2 separate regions of the Homo sapiens genome follow, and region 1 is linked to region 2. The links are chromatin loops, found by intact Hi-C in ENCODE. Cell type or tissue: sigmoid colon. All regions are shown on one strand. Links, peaks and the distances in the headings refer to the core of each region. The heading gives the core; the rest is flanking DNA.

Region 1 (4,396 bases), core at 124-4,123, 340 kb before region 2:
AAATACATGATTTTAAATGAGGTGCATTTAATATCTTCCTCACTGTAATGGTGATGCTTGCTCATTCTACAAAATACAGAAAAACAAAAACAATAAGACAAGAGACTTTAGTCCCCAACCCAGAGAAACCTTTAGTTACTGTATGGGGCATTTTCCCTCGTCTTTTTTACTACTTATTTTTTCAACAAGCTGCATTTTGAAATATAGATTGTTTCACTATTAAGAACAGTATGTACTCAAAATTTTTAGAAAAAACCTTCATGCCTCCGGCTCACATCACAGTGACCTTTCAGGGTCACAGAGCCCTTGAGAATCTCGGGTTTTAAAAATCATTTTAACTATGCAGACGATACTCAAAATTACAGCTTTTCTTCAGATTTTAGAGAAACCTCTTCTGTGGGGGCAAGAATGAATTTCATCCCCTTGGTTATTAATTAATGAGCACCTTGAGCCTAAGCAGGTGTTAGGTGATAATCAAAGCTCAATAAACTTATTAAAAATTGGCAATGAGATATATTTACAAAGCCATTTCTTTAACTGCCTTAAACCCTTTCTGGAACAAAGCTGAGAATAAATCATCTTTTAAAAATATACATACACAATATTTCTTTACCTTCCAAGCGTTTTCCTTTGATATCAAACCTGTGCAGATCAGATATATTCAAGCTAATGTGCAAATAAACTTTGGATTTCAGAGTCAACATAACCGGCTTCTTTGTTCCTTTCCCAGGCACCTCTGTGAGTGTATCTACCTTTAATCTGGTAGCCATATCTCTAGAGAGATATGGTGCGATTTGCAAACCCTTACAGTCCCGGGTCTGGCAGACAAAATCCCATGCTTTGAAGGTGATTGCTGCTACCTGGTGCCTTTCCTTTACCATCATGACTCCGTACCCCATTTATAGCAACTTGGTGCCTTTTACCAAAAATAACAACCAGACCGCGAATATGTGCCGCTTTCTACTGCCAAATGATGTTATGCAGCAGTCCTGGTAAGGTTGCATTGTTTATTTTTAAAAATACAGCTTGATGTAATTTTGCAATATCATGAAAAACTGAGATGCCTTGCCCAGAGTGGTTGGGGGATCAGTTTCCTGGAGACGTTTTGAGAAGGTCTTTCTAGCCTCGTTCTAGGATAATCACGATAGCAAACACTTAGCTGGCGAGCTCTGTTTTAAATGCCATGCATATATTCATTCAATCAATCCTCTGAAAACACTCTAAGATAGGTATTATTATTATTGTGTCCGTTTTGCTGTTGAGGAAACTGAGACTTGGAAAGGTTAAGTTTCCCAATTCACAAACTTAAGGAAGAGGCAGAGGCTCTGTGCTTAATCATTATGCAGTATGCTTCTAAATGCTGTAGTGGAGGGTTAGGCTGATTAATTGTAGAGCTATGATTTTCTTTCTTTTTCTTTCTTTTTTTTTTTTTTTGAGACGGAATTTTGCTCTTGTTGCCCAGGCTGGAGTGCAATGGTGTGACCTCGGCTCACCACAACCTCGACCTCCCGGGTTCAAGCAATTCTCCTGCCTCAGCCTCCTGAGTAGCTGGGATTACAGGCATGCACCACCATGCCCGGCTAATTTTTTTGCATTTTTATTAGAGGTGGGGTTTCTCCATGTTGGTCAGGCTGGTTTCGAACTCCTGACCTCAGGTTATCCACCCGCCTCGACCTCCCAAAGTACTGGGATTACAGGCATGAGCCACCGCGCCCGGCCTTCTTTTATTTAATAAAATCTTTACTTTAAAATAGAGATTGGGTCTCACTATATTGCCTAGGCTGGTCTTGAATTCTTAGGCTCAAGTGATCCTCCCGCCTTGGCCTCCCAAAGTGCTGGAATTACAGGCATGAGCCACTGCAGCTGGCAATGATTTTCTAAAGAATTAAGACAGAGCAGGGAATGAGTCCCAAATCCCACATGGTTTTTCTTAGAGCTGCAGCAGCTCCGGTACTTACCCAGAGCATTTTACCAGAAATAAAAACGCAAGTTTCTAATACTGGTTCCTTTGCTTACTAACTGCACACCTTAGGCAAATTCACATAAGCTCTCTGAACGTCAGGTTCCTTATCTCTATAAGGAGTTAACAATGTGGATATTTTAAAAATCTACCTCATTGGGTGGCTGTAAGATACCAAGGAGAGTATGTTCATAAAAATGTCATTATAAAAAAGGCTACACAAATTGCAGGGTATTATATTTACCAATTGCAGGGATGTTTTAGAAGCAGGGAACTAGACATTGAGTAACAGCCCCAAACTGAGATCATCTCTGCTTTTTTTGCTTTCCTCCTTTCATTTCAACCAAGTAGCACACACACAAAGGAATTACGTTGCAAATGAGAGGAATATTTCCAAGGCTTGAAAAGGAATCTTATCAAAACATGTCAAATTGAAGTGAGAAATGGCCCAGCCACCATGAGCCTCTGACAATTTTATGGCCTAATCGTGTAACCTCACACATGCCAGACTGCAGAAGTGATTTAGGGGCCAGACTCATAAAGAAGGAGGCTGTGATTCTTCAGTAATCAAAGATGTTTAGAAAAAGCATAGCTCTACCCAACCAGGCACTAGAATGATGATGCCACTATGCTAGCCTCACAGGGTCATGGAGAATGGACGCCCACGTAAATGTTTGAGCTGCTTATGGGTTGGAAACAGCCAGAATGGCATGTTTTGTAAGACCCAGAAGGTTTTCCATTGTCCCCACCTAAGCATTTGATTACTCTGTTGTTTGGCAAATGGTATACCGTGATGCTTAAAAGCATAGCTTCTAGGTTCTGGAATCATATTTTGGGGGTTCAAATTCCACCTCTGCTACCAGCTGTGTGACTTTGGACAAATTATTTAATCTCTTTAAGTCTCAGTTTCCTCCTCTCTGCTGTAGGTATTAAGACAATAGCACCTACCTCAATGGTTATTATGAGAGTTAAATGTAGTGATGTATGTAAAATGCTTAGCCTATATGTAGCACATAGAAATCCTCGATGTATGTAAGTAATTTTTAAGGGTTTTTAAAACAGCTTTATTGAAATGCTATTCACATACTCTTATTTTTTAAAGCTTACATTCTTTTTCATACATAGACTTCTTTCAAGCACAGAATTACGCCAAACTTTTCCAATTAAACTAGTCCTTCATCAGAGACTTCATCTAAAAAAAGAAAAGAAGTAAACAACTTATAATGACTGAATCTCCAGACATGAAGTTGCCAAGGATATTAAATACTAGTAATTAATGTGTTTGCTCAGGCCAGTAAAAATAAACATAAACCCTATTCATTCCTTCCCATTTGAGTTTGAAGGTCTAAAGTTGCTGGTTATTGGATTTCTTTTGATTTCATTAGGCACACATTCCTGTTACTCATCCTCTTTCTTATTCCTGGAATTGTGATGATGGTGGCATATGGATTAATCTCTTTGGAACTCTACCAGGGAATAAAATTTGAGGCTAGCCAGAAGAAGTCTGCTAAAGGTAACTATCTTGTAGCTGTGTGTTTATGCCAAATGAGCACAAAAGCTTGTTTTCTATCATTTAAATAGATATACCCAGAGTGTACGTAAAGTTTGTTGGAAAAGCTTTTAAGTATTCTTATGAGATTCTGTGTCAAGAAGCACAGTCACGGGCCCAGTATTTCATTTTCTTATCTGTAAAATGGGGAAATCATTCCTTTCAAAAGCATTCTGAGTGGAATAAAGTAACCCACATATAACCCAATAACAAGCCAAGGCCTTTTCTGTGCCAGCTGTTCTGTAGTGCTGTATTCAAACAGACCCCTTTCCATAACCAGAGCTACTTGTAATTCCAGCCTGTTTTGTGTCTCTCCAAAGGTACTGGAGGGGATTTGATTCCTAACCCACAGCCGGCTTTTTGTTGTCTCCTCCTCATCCTCTCTCCTTTTTATTTTCACCCTGCAGTGGCCACAAAGCCTCATTCCTTCTCCATTCATTACAATCCACTGTCCATGAAAATTGACCTTGACACCCTTGTTGACATAGCTTTTCCCTTCTCACTCCATGCCCTAACTCAGCTGTCTACTACACAGATAACTGAGTCTCTCTAGCTTCTTTGGTTTTCATGGGATTTTTTCTTCTTATCCAGATTCCTCATCATAAAAGCAATCTGGAATCTTACCCAGCAAGCAGGAACCTTCCCTCTGGGGAGCTAATGAAGGAAAGGAGAAGAGTGTGAATATTCATTCTTTAATAATTTTTTTCTTGTAACCTACATCCATAAGATGTTGTTTTTATTATATATTTTATTCATTTTAAGCAGCATTTCATTGAAGGGAAGAACTAGTATAGATCAATGCTTACCCATATCAGTGTAAGGCCAGGTTGTCTGCCATTTCTCAGTTCCTGTTTGGTTTGGACTTCTTGATGGAGGGGAGTGGGGGC
Region 2 (4,396 bases), core at 185-4,184:
TTATAGAAGTGATTTTATTAAAAATTCAAATTGCATGAAAACTTTATAGATATCTTGTACACTAAAAAATATTTTTATTCTATATACACTGTTTTGTGGCCTTTTGAAATTTAACACATAATATAAAGTTTATCTTTTCATTAGATATTTTTCTACAATAATGTCTTTTGACTGTTTTTAGCAATGAACTATTTTTTAATGTGAATCTGTTTTTTGTTTGTTTTTTGAGATAGAGTCTTGCTTTGATGCGCAGGCTGGAGTGCAGTGGTACCATCTTGGCTCACTGCAACTTCTTCCTCCAGAGCTCAAGTGATCCTCCTGCCATAGCCCCCAGAGTATCTGAGACTACAGGTGTGTGTCACCATGCCCGGCTAATTTTCCTATTTTTTTGTAGAGACGGGGTTTTGCCATGTTGTCCAGGCTGGCCTTGAACTCCTGGGCTCAAGCCATCCACCTGCCTTGGCCTCCCAAAGTGCTGGAATTACAGGCATAAGCCACCACGTCCAGCCTTAATGTGAAAGCTTAATGGTTATTTATTGCTGTGTAACAAACCACCTCAAACTTAGTGGCTTACAAAAATAACAATCTTTTAGTCACTCATGATTCTGTAATTTCTGTAGGCTCAGCAAAGAAAAACCCATCTCTTTTCCACATGATGCTGGCTGCAGTGGCTCCACTGGAGCTGGAAGAACCACTTCCAAGATGGCTCCACTACAAGTAACACAGGGCCCTGGAAGTCATTCATTGGAGGAACTTTGGCTTTTACGCTTTGCGAGATGAGGGTTTTGAGCACAGGAGTGACGTGATACAACTTACCTGTTAAGAAGATTTCCTTGGCTGCTGTGTTGGGAATAAATTGAAAGAGGGATGAGGTGTATGGCACAGGGGGACTGGTTAGGAAGTGACTGCCATAACTCAGGTGAGAGACAAAGGTGGCTTGGACCACTGAGGGAGCAGAGAGATAATCAGATGGGATTGAATTTGGATTAACATGCATCTATGCTGGCTTCTCCTTATTTAATCATATTATTATGAAATATGAGTTAATTTCAGTGTAAGGTTTGAGGTAGTCATTACATAGTGAAATGCTACGCCTATAATCCCAGCACTTTGGGAGGCCAAGGTAGGTGGATCACCTGAGGTTAAGAGTTTGAGACCAGCCTGGCCAACATGATGAAACCCCATCTCTACTAAATATACAAAAATTAGCCGGGCATGGTGGTGCCTGCCTGTAATCCCAGCTACCTGGGAGGCTGAGGCAGGAGAATCCCTTGAACCTGGAAGGCAGAGGTTGCAGTGAGCTGAGATTGCACTACTGCACTCCAGCTTGGGCAACAGAACGAGACTCTGTCTCTCTCTCTCTCTCACACACACACACACATACACACACACACACTCAAAATAGACAAATGCTTCTTGAATGCCTATTCTTTCTCCTGTGCCTGCACAGTGCAGGAAACTCACTGGATACACAAGAAGTGTCTGTAGGTTGACCCCAACAGTTCACTTAACTTAGGTGACATCTGAGCATCTACAAATGAAGACCTTGGTCATGTCCTCTGATAAGGCATGTGTGATACCTGTGAACACTTTGCAATTTAGATTCCTTCACGATAGAGCCAGCTCTTCCCCATCCAAGAGCCTTCTACTCCCAACTAGAGTGTACCATTTCCTAATGATCCTGTTAAGCCGCCACCTTCCTCTCACCAGCTGCCCAGTGAAGGCCCAACAAATGTGGATTGAGCTCAACTGCATCCCACTGGCCTCCACTCTGGCTGGAATGATGTGGAGTGAGATTCTTTAGATCCAATTCCTGGAGGCCTCTGAGTGGTGGCATATCATCCTGGGCTATGTGTGTCTTTTTTCTTTTCTCTTTTTCTCCCTTCTGGGAGACTCCGTGTTCTGCAGCTGTTACATCAGCCAGCTGCCCAGCTGCCAGATGAACAGAAGATTCAAGTTGGTGACTACTCACATCTGTACTTCTCAAAAGCAAACAGAACAGATGCCCTTAGCAGTGGGGCTCCTGGGCTCAGGGCAGGGGAAATGTACCCTGAAGGGGGAAGTTTCCCTTCTAAGAGCTGACGGAGCCACTTAACCACGGCAAGGAACATCGTGAAACAGAACATTAAACTTTGATGAACTGCAAAGCCTCAGAGGTTTAAGCTGCGAGTCAACAAAGATGTTCTAATCTATATAAACACTCTGCATGCAAATTCCGGCACAGCTTTTTGCCTTATTTGGATGGTGTTTTTGATTGCTTCTTTTGGGGGAAGGGGCTCTGAAGGCAAGAAGAGATTCTGCTAGAAGTAGAGTAGAATGGCAGGAACTGGAGGCTGGGAAGGGAAAGGGGGAGGAGAGGATAAGGAGAGGTTGGTGAATGAACGCAAAATTACAGCTAGACAGGAGAAATGAGCTCTAGTATTCTATAGCTCTGTAGGGTAACTATAGTTAGCAGCAATTTGTTGCACATTTTCAAATAGCCAGAAAAGAAGACTTGAATGTTGCCAACACAAAGAAATGACAAATGCTCGAGGGCATGGAAATGCTAATTATCCTGATCTGATCCTCATACGTTGTATGCATAGATTGAAATGTCACTCTGTATCCCATAAATATGTGCAATTATGTGTCAGTTAAAAAAAATAGATGCTGTGGTTTTCTTATTAACTTGGGGGTAGGAAGTGTTCCTGGGCGTTCCGGGCCTGGCTTGGGTCCTGCCCTGGGGCCTGTGCTGCAGCCTGGCCTTCCTGGGTCCTGCACTTAGAGCTTCTTCCCACCCGCAGGAGTGGGGTAGGAAGTATCTGAGTGCTGGGCTCGTCCCTGGCCTGCCGTTACATTCTTTCTCCTGAAGGCTTTTAGCCCAAGGCCTAGTGCTGGGTTAGAGAGGCCAGAGTTGGAGCAGGAACATCCACGCATGAATAACAACTGCAAGAGCAAATTGATTATTTACTGTGGGCTGGACACACCCTCTGAGGACTTATCCTTTCATTTAATTCTCAGCACAGCCCAGAAAGTAGGTAGGATTATTGGCCTTGTCTTATAGACAAAGGGGCTGAGGCCCAAGATAGTAAAGGGAGTTGCCCTGGGTCACACAAATCCAGGATCTACCCCAGACAGTCTTATTCCAGAGTGTGGATTCTTAACCATCTTAACAACCTGCCTGGCTCTCATTCTTGGAGCAGAAAGAGGAGATGAATTGTTCAGAGATGTTAAGGGAAAAGAAAGCAGAGCTTTTCCTTGCTATGTTAGAATTCTCCTCTGCCATTCTCAAATATTGCAAATATTTTATTTATTTATTTATTTATTTATTTATTTATTTGTGGAAGGGTCAGTGTCCCAGATTGGGCTCGGGCATCCACTTCTCCCTGTGGCTCCAATTCTGCCTCCAGGAGCGGTCCTTGGCCCAGACCTAACTAATCAAAACACTAGGGCGGTGCTGGACCCAGACCTAATTAATCAAAACGCTGGTGACCATCCTGGGATGAAGTCAGGCCAATCAGAGGCAATGTGATTTGGGGGGTGGGGGGGTGGGGCGGCTTTGGCTTGAGCTTCCAGGGCAGTAGTCTTGCTCTTTTGTCACTGACTGTGAGCCAGGGAGGAAGGATGTAGCCCCTGCCCATCGGGAGCCATTTTGTCACCACGAATGGAGATCCAGTCTGAGAATAGAATCAACGCAGGGAGGAGAGCCAAGTTGGGGGAGAGTGACACCAGATCCTGACCTCATCCTTTGGGCATCTGAACCAAGCCATGTACTCTTCAGTTATGTGTGCTCATAAAATGTTATTTTTGCTGATGTCAGTTTGGGGCAGGTTTACTGCTGCTTGTAACCAAAAGAATCCTAGTAGAGACATGAAGCCTTCAGTACATTTGTGGTTTGTGCCACAGCCTGGGCTGTCACTGGGCAATTAAGGAGGCCCCTGTGTCCTCTTCCCAGCATGCAGCAGCCTAGGGGATGCCAATCAAGGCTGTGGTAACAGTATTAGCAAATGCTGTGTGACATTTACGTAGTACTGTTCCAAGTGCTTTTATCCATATGAGTTCACTGAAGTCACCACTATCTCTAATTTTTTAAATGGGAACTGGAGGCCCAGAGAGGTTGGAGAACGTATGCAAGATGACACAGCTCCTAAATTTGGGTGTAGTGGGGCTGGGTTCTAAGGCAGCCATCATCAGGGGTATGCTCTCAGCATTCTGTCCCACCCCTCTCATGACCTACAGCCAGAGAACAGAGGCTCCAGGTGGGTCTGTGGGACACAGGAGCATCTTTGTAGAATATAGAGTCTTCTTAAAAATTTCTTTAATTCTTAAAAATTAAGTACAGAAACATGAGTGAAAATTCAACAGCCTCTGATTAAGGAAATTCTTAACCACTGAGCACAGGCAAAGACGCTCATCT

What was found. Peaks named below come from ENCODE experiments on the same cell type or tissue, not always from the same donor. Only the 100,000 strongest peaks of a DNase experiment are listed, where the experiment ranks them.
Region 1: a loop joins it to region 2, with 5 times the contacts of the local background. A loop is called at or near these places in 1 of 110 quality-filtered maps.

Annotation. Positions count from the first base shown.
Region 1 is chr4:26,482,233-26,486,628 of GRCh38, reverse strand. It overlaps CCKAR (cholecystokinin A receptor), which reads left to right. Exons shown (of 5, transcript NM_000730.3): 3 at 731-992; 4 at 3,346-3,473. Among named protein-coding and RNA genes, the nearest start is that of CCKAR, 6.1 kb to the left of the region's middle. In sigmoid colon, for the core only: no CTCF peak of the experiment used is centred there; a DNase peak (open chromatin) is centred at 2,458.
Region 2 is chr4:26,139,758-26,144,153 of GRCh38, reverse strand. It overlaps a transcript of RBPJ not described here. Among named protein-coding and RNA genes, the nearest start is that of LINC02357, 71 kb to the right of the region's middle. RefSeq lists an enhancer at 4,070-4,396. In sigmoid colon, for the core only: no CTCF peak of the experiment used is centred there; DNase peaks (open chromatin) are centred at 2,013, 2,755, 3,793 and 3,893; H3K27ac peaks cover 2,341 bases.